Linked DNA regions of Homo sapiens: region 1 is linked to region 2. A link is an interaction called in ENCODE POLR2A ChIA-PET data of the cell type or tissue named here. Cell type or tissue: OCI-LY7. All regions are shown on one strand. Links, peaks and the distances in the headings refer to the core of each region. The heading gives the core; the rest is flanking DNA. Region 1 overlaps KMT2E (lysine methyltransferase 2E (inactive)). Region 2 overlaps KMT2E (lysine methyltransferase 2E (inactive)).

Region 1 (11,034 bases), core at 677-5,676, 51 kb after region 2:
ATAGATGCCTTTATTAAACATTCTCCTAGTGTCAGCTTTCTTGGTTACCAAATTTTTTGTTATGACACTTCAGTTAAAAGTTTCAATGAACCAATTAATTCTTAAATATTAATTATGTCCAGTTTTTTAGGAAACTAACTAGAATTCCATGTTTATTTTAGGCATTTCGTGAAGGATCTAGGAAGTCATCAAGAGTTAAGGTAAATACATTAATTTTAAGGTGTTGTTATCAACTGTCATTTATTCAGGAGCTACATGCTTGCTTGACCATATCTTTACTTAATGCTCTGTTTATTGTGTGTCATGTCTTTGCCTATTATCTTTACCAGGAGTGGGACCTTAGTTCTAATTGGAGTAATATACTACTCTTGTAGTTAACACTGTTAAAATATTAATCAAAAGGGGGAGGTATATAAGCAATTTCTAATTTTATAATTTTGGGCAATTTGAATTTCCTTTATTACTATAATCCATGTCTCTGATGCCAGTTAGTATTACTATACTGTACTTAGGAATGCAGAATCACATTTGGAACTTGAAAATTTGCACTTTTGCATAGTTGGGATTCTAGAGAGTTAGTCAAGTCAGTTGTCATACTATAAATTCACCATAGAACAACCATATCAATACAAACCAGTCAGAATGATCGATGGTAGCTAAAAAGTATCTTGAATTAATTAATGTATGTCCTCACTTTTTTAGATGCTAAAATTGCTGAGAGAAGCGAGGCTCCTCGCCTCTGTCTGACCCCAAAACATAAGTTTGTCTGGGGTCACAGAGGTCAGCTGTATGCTGTTACTATAGTTTTCTGGCTTAGGTAGAAAAGGATAACAAATTTCTAAAATTGTCACATTAAATAGGATGTGGGGAGCATGTTACAGTGTATCTTTTGTCCCTGTGGTATTTATTATTCCACATTTCTGGAAAAGAAACCGTTAAACAGCAGTTTCTAGTTTATATTATGTTCTTTTGTATAGATTGCCGTTAATTTTGTGTGTGTGTGTGTGTGTGTGTGTGTGTGTGTGTGTGTGTGTGTGTAAGTCCGTAAGTCCAGATACTAAAGCTCAGTTTATGATTTTAGGGTTCAGCTCCAGAGATTGATCCTTCATCTGATGGTTCAAATTTTGGATGGGAGACAAAGATCAAAGCATGGATGGATCGATATGAAGAAGCAAATAACAACCAGTACAGTGAGGGTGTTCAGAGGGAGGCACAAAGAATAGCTCTGAGATTAGGCAATGGAAATGACAAAAAAGAGATGAATAAATCCGATTTGAATACCAACAATTTGCTCTTCAAACCTCCTGTAGAGGTAAATACATCATTTGTCCAAAAATTGTAAAGCAGTTTTATATTGTGAATTTTTAGTTAAACTGAAAACAAGCAAGTTTATTTAATCTCAACATTTACTCTGATTTTAGAGCCATATACAAAAGAATAAGAAAATTCTTAAATCTGCAAAAGATTTGCCTCCTGATGCACTTATCATTGAATACAGAGGGAAGTTTATGCTGAGAGAACAGTTTGAAGCAAATGGGTATTTCTTTAAAAGGTATATTCATTTATTTTCCCATGTTCATTTTCTGTAGGTAAATATTGAACTTTTGGCTGTTTTACCTAGATGTTGTGATTATATGTACTTTTTTTCCTACATGATCATTTCAGTATTTAAAGCTGTAGTGTGGTTGAACAGTGACTGATGATAATTTTTGAACTACGATAAACTAAAACAACATAAAAAAATGCAAAGATATATTCCGGTCTCTTGCTCATGTCTGTCTTGCTGAAAATCCTAAAACAATCTACTTCAAAGATTAACCAACAGCAATATAGGTTGGATATAGAAGGATATCAGTCAGGAATTCTGATTGATTGAGATTACAAGGAACCCTTTCCATCTGGGACTCATGATAATTCCTCATAACGTAATAGCCGGAATGGAGAAAGACCATGGTAACCATAGGAGAAACCCCTTCCTCTTTATTAGACAGTGTTAGATTGGGTCCTACATTATTGCCACCACTTTCAACACCCACTTTGTTGGTATTGGAATGGTATTGGAGGTCTCTTCTTTGGTTTGAGATTTGTATGCAGAATTAATATGACCCTTTGATAGGCGTTGCTTCCCTGTAGTCTAGAAGTATGTTCATATCTGTAGGAGAACATTCCTAGTCTGTGTCCTACAATTATCAAAAACATTTATTGTTTATAACTTGAATATTTACTTAAGATATGAAAGATACACAGCAATTTCTCCCTATTATGTAGCAGATTTGATCTGAAACGGTATAAGACAGATACTTTTAAATGCACCAGGAAATGTGAACTCTAAAGACATCAAATTAATCTTGTGAATGCAGTAGTCACTCTCTTTTTATCTTTCTTTGTAAATTGGAATTTCTACCTTCCATTAATTGCCTTTGATTTAGGTGAGGTTATGGGGCAGGTAAAAATCTCATTAGCATAAACTAGCATAAGATAAGAGTGAATTGTGGAGTCAGACTGCCTATATTCAAATCTTGGCTTCACTATGTCTTTTAGAAGTTTCTTAGACTCTGTGTTCTTAAGTTTCTTCATCACTTTGCCTCTGAAGAGTAACAGATTATTGTCCTAAAATGTTGACTTTTGTTTGTTTGTTTGTTTTTGAGACAGTCTCGCTCTATCAGTGAGGCATGATCATGGCTCACTGCAGCCTTGATGTCCTGGGCTCAGGTGATCCTCCCACCTCAGCTTCCCAGGTAGCTGGGACTACAGGCACATGCTACCATGCCTGGCCTTTTTTTTTTTTTTTTTTTTTTTTTTTTTTTGTAAATACGGAGTGTCGCCATGTTGCCCAGGTTGGTCTTGATCTCCTGGACTCAAGCAATCCACCTGCCTCGGCCTCCCAAAGTGCTGGAATTACAGGTGTGAACCAGCATGCCCGGCCTAAAATGTTAATAGCTTATAATGTTTCTTTCTTTGTAGACCATACCCTTTTGTGTTATTCTACTCTAAATTTCATGGGCTAGAAATGTGTGTTGATGCAAGGACTTTTGGGAATGAGGCTCGATTCATCAGGCGGTCTTGTACACCCAATGCAGAGGTAAGCTTATAGAAATTTTTTGGGGAGATGTGGGTGCTGGGGGTGTGTTGGAATCTGAGCAATAAGCACAAAACTCAGGTCACTGACCTAAGACACTTTCCACCTGTTGGTGCATTTTATACTGCCCAGCCTGTTTTTTTGTGAAAATTTATGTGATAACTGGCTATGAAGTCTTTTTTTTTTTTTTTTGAGACGGAGTTTCACTCTTGTTGCCCAGGCTGGAATACAATGGCACGATCTCAGCTCATGTAACCTCCGTCTTCCGGGCTCAAGTGATTCTCATGCCTCAGCCTCCCGAATAGGTGGGATTACAGGCACGCACCACCATGCCCGGCTATTTTTTTGCATTTTTAGTAGGGACGGGGTTTCACCATTTTGACCAGGCTGGTCTCGAACTCCGGACCTCAGGTGATTTGCCCATCTCAGCCTCCCAAAATGCTGGGATTACGAGTGTAAGCCACCATGCCTGGCCGCTATGAAGTCTTAAAAATTACTTTGCACCTTGAAGAAATGATGATGCTCCTTATAAGAGGAAATATTGGACTTCCTTTTTTTTTTTTTTTTTTTTTTTTTTTTTTGAGGCAGTGTCTCACTGTCTCCCAGGCTGGAGTGTGGTGTCATGAGCACAGCTCACTACAGCCTCCGTGACCTCTCATGCTCAAGTGATCCTCCTGTCTCAGCTTTCTGAGTAGGTGGGACTGCAGGCGTGTGCAACCATGCCCAGCTAATTTTTTAAATTTTTGCAGAGATGGAGTCTCATTTTGCTGCCCAGGCTGGTCTCCAACTCCTGGGCCAAGTGATCCTTCTGCCTTAGCCTCCCAAAGGGCTGGGATTACAGGCATGAGCCTGCCCGGACTTTTTAAATCATTATTATTATTATTATTATTATTATTTTTGAGGCAGGGTCTTGCCTAGGCTGGAGTGCAGAGGTGCAATCATGGCTCACTGGAGCCTCAACTTCCTGGGCCTTTAGGAGGTAAAGTTATCTTCTCACCTCAGACTTCTGAGTAGCTGGGACCACAGGTGCGTGCCACCATGCCCAACTAATGATTCTTTAATTTTTTGTAGAGTTGGGTTCTCCCTATGTTGTCCAGACTGGTCTGGAGCTCCTGTGTTCAAGCAATCCTCCTGCCTCGGCCTCCCTAAATGCTAGGATTACAGGCATGAGCCACCAGGTCCAGCCTAATACTGGACGACTTTCCTTCTATCTTGGAAGCTCTATTTATGGCTCAATACATGCGATGATTTAAGTTAGATGACAAAGCTAAAATCTAAAGTAGATTTTGTATGTTCTACTGTAAAATTTTTAATAATGTTATATTTTAGTGTGGAGTAGAAAATCGTGTTGGTTTTGTTTTTTACATGTCAAAATGAAGCTTTTTAGTTTTGTAATTATATAATGTTGCAGCCAAGAATGTAGGTGTTTTTTTTTTTTCCTCTCTTTTCTTTTTTTAAAAGACAGGATCTTGCCATGTTGCCCAGGCTGGCCTGGAACTCCTGGGCTCAAGTGTTTGTTCTGCTTCAGCCGCCAGAGTAGCTGGGATTATAGGCATGCGCTGCTGCACCCAGCTAAGAGTACAGATTTTGGAACCAGACTTAAATTTATTTCTTCTCTGTGACTTACTAGCTTTTTAACCTCAGTTTTATCTGTAAAAAGGTGATATGAAGACTGAAGGAGTTAATACATATAAAGTATATAGAATAGTGTCTTGTCATAGAAAAGTAGCGTTTGCTCAACCATTATTGCACTCATCAAACCTAAGAAGGCCAGGCACAGTGGCTCACACCTGTAATCCCAGCACTTTGGGAGGCCAAAGTGGGTGGATCACCTGAGGTCAGGAGTTCAAGACCAGCCTGACCAACATGGTGAAACCCCATCCCTACTAAAAATTAGCCAGGTGTGGTGGCACGCACCTGTAGTCCCAGCTACTTGGGAGGCTGAGACAGGAGAATCACTTGAATCTGAGAGGTTGGGGTTGCAGTGAGCCAAGATTGCATCATTGCACTCCAGCCTGGATGGCAGAGTGAGACTCTGTCTCAAAACAACAACAGCAACAACAAAAAACCCTAAGATGCCACCAGTTATAAGACTCCTGATTTCAGAGATGCTAAAAGGTGAAAAAAAAGAATTGATGAGGCTGGGTGCGGTGGCTCACGCCTGTAATCCCAGCACTTGGGGAGGCCGAGGCCGGCACATCATGAGGTCAGGAGATTGAGACCATCCTGGCTAACACTGTGAAAACTCGTCTCTACTAAAAATACAAAAAAAAATAAGCCGGGCATGGTGGCAGGTGCCTGTAGTTCCAGCTACTCGGGAGGCTGAGGCAGGAGAATGGCGTGAACCTGGGAGGCGGAGCTTGCAGTGAGCCGAGATCGCACCACTGCACTCCAGCCTGGGCGAAAGTGTGAGACTCGTCTCAAAAAAATAAAAATAAGAAGAATTGATGAAATATAGTATTTTTATTATTATTATTATTATTATTATTATTTTGATGCCACATTGTGGGCTCTAGGGGTTGGGGTGGCAGTGGATAGCAGTATATGATTGAAAAACCTTCCCAGTTGATAACCACCAATAGATAGTTATAAGCCTTGTCATTAATGACATATTTTCCAGGTTGTGTTTGTGAAATAATTTGAAAAGAATAATTTTCAAAATTGTAAGCTGATGCTTCTGAAGGCAGAAAGTAATTTATGGTAATGTACAATTATTTTAACTTTTAGGTGAGGCATGAAATTCAAGATGGAACCATACATCTTTATATTTATTCTATACACAGTATTCCAAAGGGAACTGAAATTACTATTGCCTTTGATTTTGACTATGGAAATTGGTGAGTTCAAGTCTATAAATGTAATCTGTTGTTTGAAAATAGTTCCATAATGTCCCTGTAATAATTTAGGTATTGTCATTACTTTTATAGCTTTTTATTTTTATCTATCATGAATCAGTTAAAAGTACTTGAAAACCAGAAGTTTAGTATCAGCCTCTATTACAGCATTGCTACTTTTCATTTCTACATTTTCCTTAATTATTATTGTAATGTAAATGTTCACAGTAATTATAACAAGTAACCCTAATTCAGCCATACAACACTGACCTTGTTTATGTGAGAATTTTTTTCTTCTTCTAGGGGATATAATTTTAGTCATACAGTTTATTTGGTTAATCAGTATGAATGAATAATTTGTCTTTTGCCCCTCAAAACAAAAGAAAATTTTCTTTGCAGTATAAATTAAAAGGGTTTGTTGGAGATCCTACAAAGAAACTCTAAGAACTATTTTTCTGAAATACTAGTAAAAAACTAATGATAAATCTCAGTACAGTTGGCCCTTGCACAATGCGGGGTTGGAGCACCAACTGCCTGCACAGTCCACAATCTGCGTATACATTTTGACTCCCCAGAAACTTTACTAATAGCCTACGGTTGACTGGAAGTGTTACCAATGACAATTAACACATATTCTGTATGTCTTATACTGTATTCTTACAATAAAGTAAGCTGGAGAAAAGAAAATGTTTTTAAGAAAATCATAAGGAAGATACAATATATTTACTGTTCATTAAGTGGAAGTGGATTATCGTAAAGGTCTTCATCCTCATCTTCATGTTGAGTAGGCTGAGGAGGAAGGGTGGGGGTTGCTCTTGCTGTCTCAGGGGTGACAGAGGGAGAAGGGGTAGTAGAAGGGGAGGCAGGAGAGGGAAGCACATATGGTGTAACTTTATGAAAACATATTAGTAATTTCTGCCTGGCTTTTTTGCTTTCTCATTTCTCTAAAAATGTTTCTATATGGTGCCAGTCTTCCGTCATTTGCTTTAGCTTCAGTGCCCATATCATAGAAGAGTCCATATCATAAAAAAGTAAAAAATCAGTCTTGAAAACAATGGAGCCCTTCTGCCAGATTGTCTAATGTAAATTTGTTTTTTGGCACTGCTTTTTCTACATCTTCTTTCTCATCATCTGGCACTGGTTTGGAAGCAATCATCTCCATTAGGCATCTTCTGTTAATTTCTCTGGTGTGGTGTCTATTAGCTCTTGAATTTCTCTGAGATCCATATCTGTATTCTTCCTTCATCCCCACCTTTTTTTGTTATATCCATGATCTCTTTCATGATTTTTCTGATTGGCTCTGATGTAAATCCTGTGAAGTCATGCACAACATCTGGACACAGTTCACTCCAGCAGGAATTTATTGTTTTGGGCATGATGGCTTTCACAGCTTTTTCTATAATGATGGCATCTTCGATGGTATAATCCTTCCAGACTTTCATGATCTTCTCTTTCAGGGTTCTGTTCCATAGTGTTGACATTCTTTTCCATAGAGTACTGTGTGTAATGAGCCTTAAAGGCCATTATCACTCCTTGATTTAGAGGCTGAATTAGAGACACTTTGATGCCCTCAGTGTTGAACTCATAGGGTTCTGGGTGGCCAGGGGCATTGCCCAGTATCAAAAGACATTTAAAAGGCAATCCCTTCCTAGCTACCTGTTGTCTGACTTGAGGGACAAAGCATCAATGGTACCAATCCAGAAAAAGGGTTCTCCTCCAGGTTTTCTTGTTATACAACCAAAAGACTGGCAGCTTCCGTTTGTTTTCCCTTCAAGGCTTGGGTTTAGCAGCTTTATAGATAAGGGCAGTCCTGATCATAAACCCAAATGCATTTGCACAAAACAGTAGAGTTAATCTGTCCCTTCCTGCCTTAAATCCTGGTGCTTCCTTCTCTTCCTTACTAATAAATGTCTTTTTATGACTTTCCCCCCCCAGAATAGGACATTTGTGTCTGCATTAAAAGACTTTTCAGGCAGATACTCTTTCTCCTCAGTGATTTTCTTAATGGTGTCTGAGAACTCATCTGCTGCCTCTTATTCAGCAGAAGTGGCTTTACCTGTTAAGCTAGACCTCTTTTTAAAATCATCAAACCATACATTACTGGCATTAAATGCTCCAATTTTAGGTCTTTCATATTCCTTTTGTTTTATGTTATCATTTAATGACTTCACTTTTTCTAGAAACATATTAGGATCTATAGCTATGTCTTTCTTATATAGCACGCATGCACCCACATAAAAGCTTCATTTGCAATACAAGATAAAAAGGTATATTGCAAAAAGTGCATGGTTTTCACATTCTGCGGCCCAGCTGCGGTGATGGCTCCACAAATTTCCTTTTATTATTATTTTTTACAATGGTACTTATGCTGGATTCATTTATCTTGAGATGGTGGAGAACTACAACTGCACACCTCAATCTACCATACATCTTTAGCAATTCAACTTCTTCTTGCAATGTGATAACTTCTTTGCTTCTCTGGAGCACTTCCAGCATCACTAGTGGCACTTTGTATAGGTCACATAGGTGTTACTCAAAATTTACTGTATTGACCAGGTGCGGTGGCTCACACCTGTAATCCCAGCACTTGGGAGGCCAAGGCGGGCGGATTACTTGAGGCCAGGAGTTCAAGACCAGCCTGGCAAACATGGTGAAACCCCATCTCTACTAAAAATAAAAAAAATTATCCGGGCGTGGTGGCGGGCCCCTGTAATCCCAGCTACTCGGGAGGCTGAGGCAGAAGAATTGCTTGAACCTGGGAAGTGGAGGTTGCAGTGAGCCAAGATCGGACCACTGCACTCCAGCCTGAGTGACAGAGCAAGACTCTGTCTCAAGAAAAAAAAAAAAATTACTGTATTGCACTGAAGACTATGAAGAATTCATGAGAACCACAAGAGATCACTTTTTATTGCCATACACAATTTACTGAGAGATGAACTGCTCCTGGGCATGTGTCACATGGCATTTTACATAGACACTCCCAACACTTGAGGCACCACAATAGCAACAGGAGGTGGCTACAAAGTTATTATAGTAGTACAGAATGTACTACAGTTAGTTTTAAATAGTTATGATTTAATAATATGTCTTTACATGACTGGAGTGTGAATGGCACCATGTAAGGTCTGTATGTGTGTGCATAGGTTTTGATAAATTTTAACTTTTTATAATTTGTGTATATTTTATGGTAATAAATGATAGAATAGACTACTATCTACATGCATATGCATTCTTGACATAACTTTTTCTTTTTTTTTTAATATTTCTAGGCTATATAGTTCGTCTGTTTTTTCAAATTGTTGCAATTGTTGCAAATTTTCAAACATGTTTCCAATATATGTATTGAAAAAAATCCATGTATAACTATAATGTGCACAGTTCAAACTTGTGTTGTTCAAGGGTCAGCAGTATGGAAACTTGTTTCAGTTTTTAAAAATTTAATAGAAAAATGTAAACAATAATACAAACACCCAGCCAGGTGCAGTGGCTCATGCCTGTAATCCAGGCACACTGGGAGGCTGAGGCGGGTGGATCACCTGAGGTCAGGGGTTCAAAACCAGCTTGGCCAACATGGCGAAACCCCGTCTCTACTAAAAATACAAAATTAGCCGGGCATGGTGGCACATGCCTGTAATCCCAGCTACTTGGGAGGCTGAGTCAGGAGAATCGCTTGAACCTGGGAGATGGAGGTTGCAGTGAGCTGAGATTGTGCCACTACACTCCAGCCTGGGCAACAATAGCAAAACATCTCAAAAATAAAATAAAATAATAATACAAACACCCATGTACTTCTCAAATTAAGAAATTAAAACATTATCCATTGAAGCCCCTTAACGTTTAGCAGCCACATTGCATCTGTCTTCCTTCCTTCACTAACTGCTATCTTTAATTTGATTTTTTTTTTTTGGAGACGGAGTCTCGCTCTGTCGCCTAGGATGGAGTGTGGTGGCACAATTTCAGCTCACTGCAGGCTCCGCTTCCCAGGTTCATGCCATTCTCCCGCCTCGGAGAGTATAGGCACCCGCCACCATGCCTGACTAATTTTGTTTTTGTATTTTTAGTAGAGATGGGGTTTCACCGTGTTAGCCAGGATGGTCTCCATCCCCTGACCTCATGGTCCGCCCGCCTCGGCCTCCCAAAGTGTTGAGATTACAGGCATGAGCCACCACCACCGGCCCTTTAATTTGATTTCTTTAACATTTTACTATGTCTGTATTTGTTGGCAAATATTATCTAGAATTTTGTATATTTTTAAACTTTTATGTAAATTGTGACTTGCTGTATTCTTTAGCATTTTTTTCACATTTATTACGTGAGATTAACCTGCATTGTGTGTACCTATACTTCATTTATTTTCACTGCCTATGGTATTTATCCATTTCACTATTGACCTTTATATTGACAAAAGAATGCTCCTAGGGCTTTCTGAACATGTCTGCATGTGTGTACATGTCCTCTCCATGGTAGGAACATAGTATGTACATGTTCTCTCCATGGTAGGGACATAGGAGTGGAATTGCTGGGTTGTAGAATGCGCACAGCATGAGTTTTTGCCAGATGTGAGTGAATGTCTAAGAAGCTTGTACCAGTTTCCTAAGTAATTTATTGCCTTGCTGTACTTCTTTACTCCTAAGACTTTAAAAATATATGGTGGTTGCTATGACTCACGGCTGTAATCCCAGCACTGTGGGAGGCCATGGTGGGCGGATCACTTGAGGTCAGGAGATCGAGACCAGCCTGGCCAACATGATGAAACTCCATCTCTACTAAAAATACAAAAATTAGCCAGGTGTGGTGGCGCACATCTGTAATCCCAGCTACTCAGGAGGCTGAGACAGGAGAATCACTTGAACCTGGGAGGTGGAGGTTGCAGTGAGCCAATATTGCGCCACTGCACTCCAGCCTGGGTGACAGAGCGAGACTCCATCTCAAAAAATAAAAAAATATATAAATAAAATAAATTAAAAATATAAATATATATAAAATAAATATAATATATAAAAATATGATTATATATAAAATATATATACCACTCCACATGAGCTAGCATATATAGTATATATAATATATATTAGCATATATATGCTATATATTATAGCATATATATTATATATTATATAG
Region 2 (11,034 bases), core at 3,302-8,301:
ATAAATATCCACTTCCTCATTAAACTTTCCTCTTCAAGATGTAGCGTCTGTTGATGATTCTTGCCTAAATAAAGTTTTTACTGTGTTGGTTGTAAATACACGAAGGTTTTTCTTTTCTTTTGCTTAATTAAAAAAACTAATTTTCTTCTTTTCTTTACTTGGGTACATACATACACATATACACCAGGGTTTTTAACTGATTTGTTTCTGGATAGTTGGGATTGTGGGAGTTTCGTTTTCTTGTTTTTTCTTTTCCAGTTTTTCTGTAAGGCATATGGGCTGCTTTTTAAATCACAACAAATAAAATAAATTTTAAGGAAGAAAAGTATAGATAAGATAGACAGTAGTATATGTATAATATTCCTGTACAGTTTTCCACCGAAATGGGATTTAAATAGTTTCCTGGATGCTGATCTAATTTGAAATCCAGAACACACACACAAAAGATGTGCTTCTAGTTCCTTATTTAGTCTTTAAAACTATTGCTAAATGAGTCTTGAGTTACAGTTGTATTGTTTAGGCTTATGATTTGCTAATGCCAGCAGCTTAATTTCTAAGGGCCAAAAACATCTTCCAATTTTGATACTCCCCTTTCTCCAATAAAAAAATCCATTACCCCGTCTCTACTAAAAATACAAAAAATTAGCTGGGCGTGGTGGCGGGCCCCTGTAATCCCAGCTACTTGGGAGGCTGGGGCAGGACAATCGCTTGAACCTGGGAGGCAGAGGTTGCAGTGAGCTGAGATTGCACCATTGTACTCCAGCCTGGGTGACAAGAGTGAGACTCTGTCTCAAAAAAAAAAAAAAAAAAAAGAGAGACAAAAATTCATTAAGCAATTTTTTTTTTTTTTTTGAGATGGAGTGTCGCTCTGTCGCCCAGGCTGGAGTGCAGTGGTGTGATCTCCACCCACTGCAAGCTCCGCCTTCCGGGTTCATGCCATTCTCCTGCCTCAGCCTCCCTAGTAGCAGGGACTACAGGTGCCCACCAGCAGGCCTGGCTAATTTTTTTGTATTTTTAGTAGAGATGGGGTTTTACTATGTTAGGCAAGATGGTCTGGATCTCCTGACCTTGTGATCCACCCACCTTGGCCTTCCAAAGTGCTGGGATTACAGGCTTGAGCCACTGTGCCCGGCTCCGTTAAGCAATTTTTAAAAAGTAAAATATTTTTTGGAAAACATTAAGATAGGTTATTTTTCACATACATGCAAATTAATGCTTTTTAAAAGGGGGTTGGTGAGATGGTATATACACAGATGGTAATACAGCAGAGCATGAAACATCTGTAATTCTAGGGCAAAGCGGTATATGGTTTCTAGAACTTTGTAGTTAAAGAAATATATACTCAGAAAGGTTAAGAAGGACAAGTAAAGGAAAAGAAACAGAAAAACACTTAGACTTTCATTACATTATGATAATACTCATCAGTTTTATGTATTTTCAGTTATAGCAAAATGTTGGTAGTGAATTTGGATGATAATTTAATTTCTTTGGAAATTTTCAGACAGGAGAAGAAAATTTTGAGACTTACAGAGTACATATTCTCTAAAACTTAAAATTTTCTTCTGAGAAAATTAAGATAATCATATTTCACAACAATGAAGATTAATGAAATACAGTGGATACTTAGCATTTGGTAGGTGCTTTAAAAAATAATTTGAATTGACTGTGTGCCAATATGTCTTAACAGATTGATGGAAGTTCAGTTTGTAGTACTACTAAGTCTTAATTCGGTGTTTAAACAAAAGGTATGGCGGAAGGTACAAAAACAAGCCCCATGATGAACGAAAGGATTTTCTTTCAGGCCAGAACTCCCATCCTGGACGTGTAAAGGAGTACCTTAATTGACTGAAGTTAAGAATCTACATTTAGAATTGACTTAAGAGAACTCTTTGTTATTTTTTTCTCACTGTGGCTCAAGGACCTCATGTATCAATTATATTAAAATGAACATTCTCAGACCAATCAAGTTTTTAGAGTAGGGCCTTGAATTTGCATTTTAGTACTGGCTCCAGCTCATTTTTATATTCCAGTTCTCTGCTTTTATTTTATAAGGAGATTGAGCTCCAGAGAGTTTAAATGATTTTCCCAAGGTCGTAAAGTTACATAGTGGTTAATCAAGGTTTAAAATTTAGGTCCTGATTCTTGGTGCTTTATACTTTTCCAAGAAATCATGCTGGACATTTCTTTTTAAAAGGCAGGCCACTATTTTCAGAGTCTGAAATAAGCAAATACTGGTCTTTGTACAGTGTCAAATGACAGACTCTCTGTCTACTGCTTGTGTATATTCCAGTTCAAGATGATTCATTGGTTTCCAGAACCTATAGGCTATTTGGATAAGGAGCTTGAATTAAAATCACAGCAGTACAAATTGGGATCAAGTTGTGGTTGAGCCTTGAATGCCAGATTAAAAGCATGTGTACTTAAGAGGAGTGCTACTGAAAAATTTGCACTGGAGAATGACATGTGGAACGTGGCTTATTTACCTCCAATTCTTAAGATGTAAAAGTAACATATGTTTATTAAAAGGACTCAAAACAGTACTTCTTTAGAAGCTGTATTGTATAGAGTAGAGATTCCAGAACCATACCACTTTGGTTTGATTGCACTCAAACCAGGTTGTACTTCTTTGGGCAATGTTTTCTACCTCTTTGTGCTTTTGTTTCTTGGTCTGCAAAATGGAGATAATAATAGAGCCTATTTCATAGTGTGGTTTTGAGAATTCAGTAAGTTAATTTGGGTAAAATTCTTAGAAGCTCTGTAGCCTTTTCTGTGATAGTTGTTTCTGGAAAAAAGTAAAAAAGTAAATCTCTGACTTCTGTGTGTAAGGTCTATCATATGCTAAGGTGATCACTATTTATAGTTTATGTATTTTTTTCTAAAATGTTTTATGTAGGTACTATAGATGTTTCCTTAATCTTCATTTAACCAATGTGCAGGATTAATAATTCTTCTTTTAAAAATACTAATGTCCATGTATGTTGAATGAATGTAAACTACTTTCTGCTGCTTCCACCAGTTGAGATGAATGCTCATGGAAGTTATAGGTTTCTTCCCAAATTGGCTAATTCTATTGTACTTGTAATGTGTTTATATTATTCTACTAAGTATTACGTAAACCAATGATAAATGAATGTGAAAAGAGAACTGTTTAAACGCAAACTAAGTTAAATGCTTTGGAAAACTTGATAAAGGCAAATTAATTGCTGAAGAAAATTGTAGTCAGTTTAGGTGTGGGCAAGATGACTAAAAGATTACAGGGAAAAAATAGAAATCTAGAAGGAAGTCTACATTCAGATTGCCCCACAAAGATCTAGGTAACTTATTTTGAAATATGTTGAACCAAAAACTGTGGACAATGCATTATTGATCTGGTTTATGTAGGAACAAGAAACCAGAATTCTAGTCAGGGGAGCTATACTCAAAGAATACATTTTGGCTTGAAACTAAAAAATTGATAAGGATATTTTAAATTACAAGTACAGTATTTAAGATACATGTATTATAATTCTCCATGTTAACTTTGATGAACTCGCAAACATCTAGTCTCCTGTATATATGTAAATTTAGATTTCTGTAATTCAAAAGGGGATGGATCCAATTACATACTGTAACTCTTTTGATCATTTAGTGTCTTGGAAATCTAAAAATGGGACTTCAGGATCTGACTCTGGTTTATCCAGTGGGGTTTATAGGACTCTGCTAGATGAAATAAGAGATTTCAAGTGGTTCTGGAACATATCAAGATCCAAAGACCTTTGTTGTCGTGTGAGATTTAAATTCTTTTTTAGGGACCTTTTGAACTCTGATAATACTATAGATTAATTTAGTGGCAGATAGTTGAGTGCCTTCCTATGTAAAAGCATCATAGTAGCTATTAATTTTGTCTTGTTCATCTTGCACATACTGCTTCCTAAGGGAAATAACTGATGATTGTGTTGGTTAACATCGCTGGAGTCAGATTGTGTGGTTTTTTCAAATGTAAGCCTGTAATTGGTGTACAGTAACCTAGTTGCTGTATATTAGTATTAATCGTTAGCTATACAGTAATCTGTCAACCATTTGATCTTTGAATTGTATGTTTAAACTGGCAAATCTCATGGATGTGATATGGTTGTACCAAAAGACAAATGCTGTTTTATTGTGTGATTACTTTGAGAATAATTGTGAGAAACTGGTAATTATCATTTAAATTGATCTACAGTGATAGTGGAAGTTATATGTCAAAGGAGATTTTGTCGACATAGCTTAAAATTTCACTTACAGAAGTTTAAAATTGGTACCTCTTACCTCCTAAAGTAAATAGTTCATTAAGGATTTTGGGAAAAGCAATTCTAGTTCAATCCCCAGCTACACACAGCAATTTCCTCATGCTTAAATGGTTTTTATGAGTGACTGATGAGCTCACTATATGTGGGTTATTTTTCATTTATATATAAAATCCCTTTGCAGAAAGGCCCCGCCCTCTTTTTTTTTTTTTTTTTTTTTTTTGGAGACAGGGTCTTGCTCTGTCACCCAGACTGGAGGGCAGTGGCATGATTATGGCTCGCTACAGCCTTAATCTCCCAGGCTCAAGTGATCCTCCCACCTCAGCCTCCCAAGTAACTGGGACTACAGGTGCCATGTCACCATGTCTGGCTAATTTAAAACAAATTTTTTTTTGTAGAGATAGGGTCTCACTAAACAGCCCATGCTGGTCTTTAACTCCTGGGATCAAACAGTCCTCCCACCTCAGCCTTACAATGAAGCTGGAAGGTGAAAGTGAGTGTAGTCTGTCTCATAGCAAAGGTACTGGTCCCTTATAGGACTCATTGTATCCACCAACCTCATTCTTGACATTTCATTTTTGCCTGTATTCTAAATTTTTTCAGAGATTGTGTGCTTTTTTTGAAGTTCAAGGCAGGCTACTCTAAAAGCTCATGTGTGTTTGCATACTGAGTATTTTTCTTATTGGATATGTGGATCTATTAATTCCATAATTCATTTTTGTGTGTAAAGTGCACAGACATTTTCTTTCCTTAAGCTTCAACTCTCTAGTTGTATTATACTAGTCTTCCCATTTCCGGGTTTTTGTTTTTCTATTTACATTACTGTATGAAGAGGAGGAAGCTGATCTTGGGATATCGTAAGTCTTGGAATTAAAAGACAGGAAAATGCTGTAGAAGTAAAACTGTTTAAACTTGAAAGTATTTACATATATATTTATAATTAATTTTGGTCCCTTGCTGATTTTATGGGTTTGGTAAGTACTTAGGAATTAAGTCTACTCTTAGTTTAGTCTTAAGATTTTTATAGTAAATATTTTAAATACATCTGAAATATTAAGATAATTATTCAAATATACTAATAGAGTTGCTGTTCTTTCACCATTTGCTTAGTGGCCAACAGTATTCTGATTGGAATTGATTATTATCATTGGACTGAATAATACAATTTTTGTATATTCTAAGAGACAACTAACATTAATAAATAAATATCTACACTGTGTCTACATATCGTACTCTGAGCAAAAAGATAGATATTTTGCTCATTTTTTCCTGAGTGGCATAGAGGAACTGAGACTTTTTTTTTTTTTTTGTGAGACAGAGTCTGGCTCTGTCGCCCAGGCTGGAGTGCAGTGGTGTGATCTCAGCTCACTGCAACCTCCGCCTCCTGTGTTCAAGCCATCCTCTCACCTCAGGCTCCCGAGTAGGTGGGACCACAGGCATGGGCCACCATGCCCGACTAATCTTTGAATTTCTTTGGAGACTGGGTTTCCCACATTGGCCTTGCTGGTCTTGAACTCCTGGGCTCAAGTGATCCGCCTGCCTCAGCCTCCCAAAGTGCTAGGATTACAGGCATGAGCCATCAGCCCAGTCGAGACTGAGACATTTCTGTTTTCTTTTTCCTCTTTCTTGCTTTTTTTTGAGGGATGGTCTCATTCACCCAGGCTGGAGTGCAGTGGCATGATTTTAGCTCACTGTAACCTCCACCTCCCAGGCTCAAGCAATTCTTGCACCTCAGCTTCCCTAGCTTACCTCAGGTGTTCAGCTTCATCTGCAGCACCACACCTGGCTAATTTTCATTTTTTGTTTTTTGTAGAGATGGGATTTCACCATGTTGTCCAGGGTGGTCTCTAATTCTTGAGCTCAAGTGATCCCTCCACCTTGGCCTCCCAAAGTGCTGAGATTACAAGTGTGAGCCACCGTGCACGGCCTGAGACTGAGACATTTCCTAGGGTCACATAGCTAAGGAGTGGCTGTTCAATAATTTGAATTAAAGTCATTTGAAAATTTTTGTAGCTTTCTGTTGATCCTTATAAAGGACTAATTCTTGACAAGGTATTGAGAATAAACATCATTAATCAAAGGCAGCTGCTTAAGAAAACTACTCTAAGGCCGGGCACGGTGGCTCATGTCTATAATCCCAGCACTTTGGGAGGACGAGGTAGGTGGATCACTTGAAGTCAGGAGTTCGAGACTAGCCTGGCCAACATAGGGAAACCCCGTCTCTACTAAAATACAAAAATTAGCCAGTTGTGGTGGTGCACGCCTGTAATCTAGCTACGTGGGAGGCTGAGTCAGAGGAATTGCTTGAACCTGGGAGGCAGAGGTTGCAGTGAGCTGAGATCGTGCCACTGCACTCCAGGAAAAAAAAACACTACTTGAAGGTACCCTTGATTATATTGGATTGCCATAGGTCATTTCAGGTGTCATAAGAGCAATATAATTTTGTTCATTGCCCATTCCCAAGAACCTAGAGCAGTATCTAGAACATAGTATATGTTCAATAAATATGTTAAATGAATGAATTTGATTTGATTTGGTTTTAAAATAGAATAGTTGTACTCTGAGGGAGGAGGGAAATGCTTAAACAATACTAAGAATTCCATTCTTTAGAGACAAATTACTTAGAAGTTGATAGTGACATATTGAAAGGGTTGTTGATTGTTGGATTATTCAGGTGATGAAGATGATGGTAGGGGCCATGGCGGCTGAGGGAGAATGAGTCTTAAACACTGAGGAGGCACAAAAGATTGGGTGGCTGGATATAATAGGAAACTGGAACGAAAGAAGGAGAAGAGAATGGCGATACTGATAAAAAATAGAATGAAAGAAGATGTGTGGAAAAGAAAGTTTCACTTTGAAGGCTTGATTTTTGAAGTGATGGCAGATATAGATATACATCCAATAGATGAGTGGGAAAAGTAAATCAAACAGAAATGAAAAATTGAGTCCAAGATTGATGGGAGACTAATAATGGGGAGGACTGAGCCTGGGGGCAACTACATTAGTAACAGTGGCAGGTTTTGTTTTTTCATGTTCATTTAAAGGAAGGAGGAGAGATTTATGTGTTAGAAAAAGGGAAATTGTGGTTTAATCAATAATAATTTAGGTGGGTATCCTAGCCACTGAATTACAGGCTTTGAGGTAATATAGAAATACCTCAGTTCTTGCTATGGAGTCAAATAGATGATCTAATTGTGGAAGCTATACATTTAGCAGCTGTTCTAGAACAATGTCTGTCAAAATATAAACCAGTAGTTAATGTAAGTAGTGCATTCTTTAGGAGGTTAAGAAGGGAAGACATTAGTGTAGAACAAGTTTTATAGCTGGAGAAGTCTTTTGAGATAAAGTCTAGTCAAATTGTTATTTACAGGTGAGGAAACAGCCCTTAGGAGGTTGATTTGCCAGATATCTTAAAACTATCTAAAAAAATTGGGAAGGCTTCAAGGAAGCATTGGTTCTTGAAGGTCTAATATGATTTTTATTGGGTGGGAAAGAAAAGGAAAAGAAAATTAGTGAATTTGAAGAGGAATGAGCAAGGATATGCCAACAATAGCAAAAAAGACTTGCATAATCAAAGGAGTTATAGATTGGATTATTAGTATGGAACAAGATAACCTGATAAAATGTCAACATTAGGAACTTGACTGGAATTACTGTGAACTACACTTTTTTTGAATAGGTCAAAGTTATGAGGAAACTAGTGGCTTTTGAAGTATAATATTCTGTCCAATGTTGTAACCAGTACTAAAATAGAGCACTGGTGTGAATGCCCTTTTAGTTTTTTGATAAGGCATTCAGGCCACATCTCAGACCTACTACATGAGAATCTCTAGGGTAAGGCCTAGGAACCTATCATTTTCTACTCCTATCCCCAGGTATATGAAAAGTAACAGTTGTGGATCTATGTTTGGGAACCAGTGGTTTAAAAGCCACATTAGTATAGGGAAAGAAACTACTTAGGGAAGTATTCATTGCCCAGGTCTGAGATAATAAAATGTAGACAGTATCATCAGAAAGATTTGTTTAAATTCTATTAATTAGATTTTATGCACGTTGTTTTTAGAGAGGGAAAGAAGAAAAATCTCAAGTTTTCTAGTATGAAAGAAATGGATTCAAAATAGTGATAGAAAGCATACTTAGAAGGAGATAGAAGGAGAGTGAGGACACTGTTTTACTTGCGATTAAAGAATGACAGAATAGGCTGGGCACGGTGGCTCATGCCTGTAATCCTAACACCTTGGGAGGCCAAGGTGGGTGGATCACTTGAGGTCAGGAGATCGAAAACAGCCTGGCCAACATGGTGAAACCCTGTCTCTACTAAAAACATAAAAAATTATCCAGGCGTGGTGGCAGATACCTGTGATCGAGGTACTTGGGAGACTGAGGCAGGACAATCGCTTGATCCTGGGAGGTGGAGGTTGCAGTGAGCCAAGATGGCGCCATTGCATTCCAGCCTGGGCAACAAGAGCAAACTCCGTCTGAGGATTGGGGGGGTGGTGGGAGGGTGGGGAAGAAAGAATGACAGAATAAAATAATTGCCAACTTCATTTTAATCAAAAACCTGCTCTTATTTGGTTATTTAATGGCTGAAAAAGGTGAGGCACGGTGGCTCATGCCTGTAATCCCATCACTTTGGGAGGCCAAGGTGGGCAGATCACTTGAGGTCAGGAGTTTGAAACCAGCCTGGCCAATATGATGAAACGCCATCTCTACTAAAAATACAAAAATTAGCTGGGCATGGTGGCGGGCACCTGTAATGCCACCTAATTGGGAGGCTGAGGCAGGAGAATTGGTTGAACATGGGAGGCGGAGGTTGCAGTGACTCGAGATTGTGCTACAGCACTCCAGCCTGGGTGACAGAGTGAAACTGTCTCAAAAATAAATAAATAAATTAAATAAATAAATAAATAAAGGCCAGGCATGGTGGCTCATGCCTGTAATCCCTGCACTTTGGGAGGCCAAGGTGGGTGGATCACTGGAGGTCAGGAGCTTGAGACCAGTGTGGCCAACATGATAAAACTCTGTCTCTACTGAAAATACAAAAACTATCTGGGCATGGTGGCGCGCCTGTAGTCCCGGCTACTTAGGAGGCTGAGGCGGGATAGTCTCTTGAACCCAGGAGACAGGTTACAGTCAGCCGAAATCACACTACTGCACTCCACACTCCAGCCTGGGCGACATAGCAAGACTCTTATCACAAAAAAAAAAAAAAAAAAAAAAAGGCTAAAAAGTAATAATGATCAAGTCTAATGGTCTATATAGGTTAAGTAAGTTAAAGATAAATGGGGCTGGGCGTGGTGGCTCAAGCCTGTAATCCCAGCATTTTGGAAGGTTGAGGCAGGCAGATCACCTGAGGTCAGGAGTTCGAGACCAGCCTGGCCAACATGGTGAAATGCTGTCTCTACTAAAAATACAAAAATTAGCTGGGCATGGTGGCAGACACCTGTATTCCCAGCTTCTTGGGAAGCTGAGGCAGGAATATCGCTTGAACCTGGGAGGTGGAGGTTGCAGTGAGCAGAGATCGCACCACTGTACTCCAGCCTGGATGACAGAGCGAGACTCCGTCTCAAGAAAAAAAAAGCGTTTGCAGGATTTTAAAAAAAAGTTATTTACTTATTTTTGTTTTACTTATTTATTTTTTTTAGAGACAGAGTCTTGGTCTGTTCCCCACGCTGGAGTACACTGGTGCTATCATGGTTCACTGTCACCTCAGACTCCTGGGCTCAAGTGACGTTGTCACCTCAGCCTCCCAGTTAGCTGGGATTACAGGCACATACCACTACCCCTGGCTAATTTTTAAAAATTTTTTTGTAGAGACAGGGTCTTGGTTTTTTGCCCAGGCTGGCCTCAAACTCCTGGCCTCAAGCAGTCCTCCTGCCTTGGCCTCCCAAAATGTGGGATAACAGTTGTGAGCCACCATGTCCATCATAGGATTTTGTTGTTGTTTGATTATTAATTACAATAAGCTTTAACACTATTTTTTGCAAGAGTAAAAAATATTCTACTCAATATGTCCTTGGGACAAGTAGAATATACCAGTGAAACAAGTTTTTCCTATCAGATTTTAAGTCAGCATTTTCTTTTAGCTATTGATTTTCAAACAGTTCTTCAGGAAGCCATAGGTGAGAGGGTGTACAGGTGTGGACATTCCCCTGGTATTTTTTTAAACCACAGATGTAGCAAACATGAAGTACAAATGCCTACTCTACCCATTGGCAGACATCACTGTGGCATTCTCCCATTATATTTGGCTTTCTTAGTACAGCACTTCAAGTGGACACTAACAATTATTGGTTAAAGCACAGGAGATTAAAACTATTTTTTCATGTTACAATCAAAAAGGATGCCTAGATTTCTGTGTTAATATTTCATGTGTAGGCAAATTGCTACCAATGCTTAAAAAGAGTTTGAAGCCCACAATTTTAATGTCATTTTAAAACATTAAACTTTTAATTTTGTGATAATTATAGAGTTGCATATGGTTGTAAGAAATAATAGAGAAATTCTATGTATTTTTACCCAGTGTCTTAGTCCATTTAGTGTTGCTATAACAGAATATCTGAGACTAGGTAATTAATAGAAGGTTTTTTGTATTTTTGTTTGTTTTGCTTTTTTTTGTTGCTTTTTGTTTTTGCTTTTTTGAGACGGAGTCTTGCTGTGTCGCCCAGTCTGGAGTGCAGTTTCATGATCTCGGCCCACTGCAAGCTCCACCTCCTGGGTTCATGCCATTCTTCGGCCTCAGCCTCCTGCGTAGCTGGGACTACAGACG

The links. ChIA-PET counts read pairs that join two places held together with the same protein. Peaks named below come from ENCODE experiments on the same cell type or tissue, not always from the same donor. Only the 100,000 strongest peaks of a DNase experiment are listed, where the experiment ranks them.
Region 1: POLR2A ChIA-PET joins it to region 2 with 5 read pairs; 20 of 35 experiments call an interaction of 5 or more read pairs at or near these places.

Annotation. Positions count from the first base shown.
Region 1 is chr7:105,075,882-105,086,915 of GRCh38, forward strand. KMT2E (lysine methyltransferase 2E (inactive)) reads left to right here. Exons shown (of 27, transcript NM_182931.3): 9 at 162-200; 10 at 1,082-1,312; 11 at 1,422-1,552; 12 at 2,965-3,082; 13 at 5,807-5,916. Among named protein-coding and RNA genes, the nearest start is that of KMT2E, 67 kb to the left of the region's middle. In OCI-LY7, for the core only: no CTCF peak of the experiment used is centred there; no DNase peak of the experiment used is centred there.
Region 2 is chr7:105,022,611-105,033,644 of GRCh38, forward strand. All of the region lies in intron 1 of KMT2E (lysine methyltransferase 2E (inactive)), which reads left to right. Among named protein-coding and RNA genes, the nearest start is that of KMT2E, 14 kb to the left of the region's middle. In OCI-LY7, for the core only: no CTCF peak of the experiment used is centred there; a DNase peak (open chromatin) is centred at 5,561.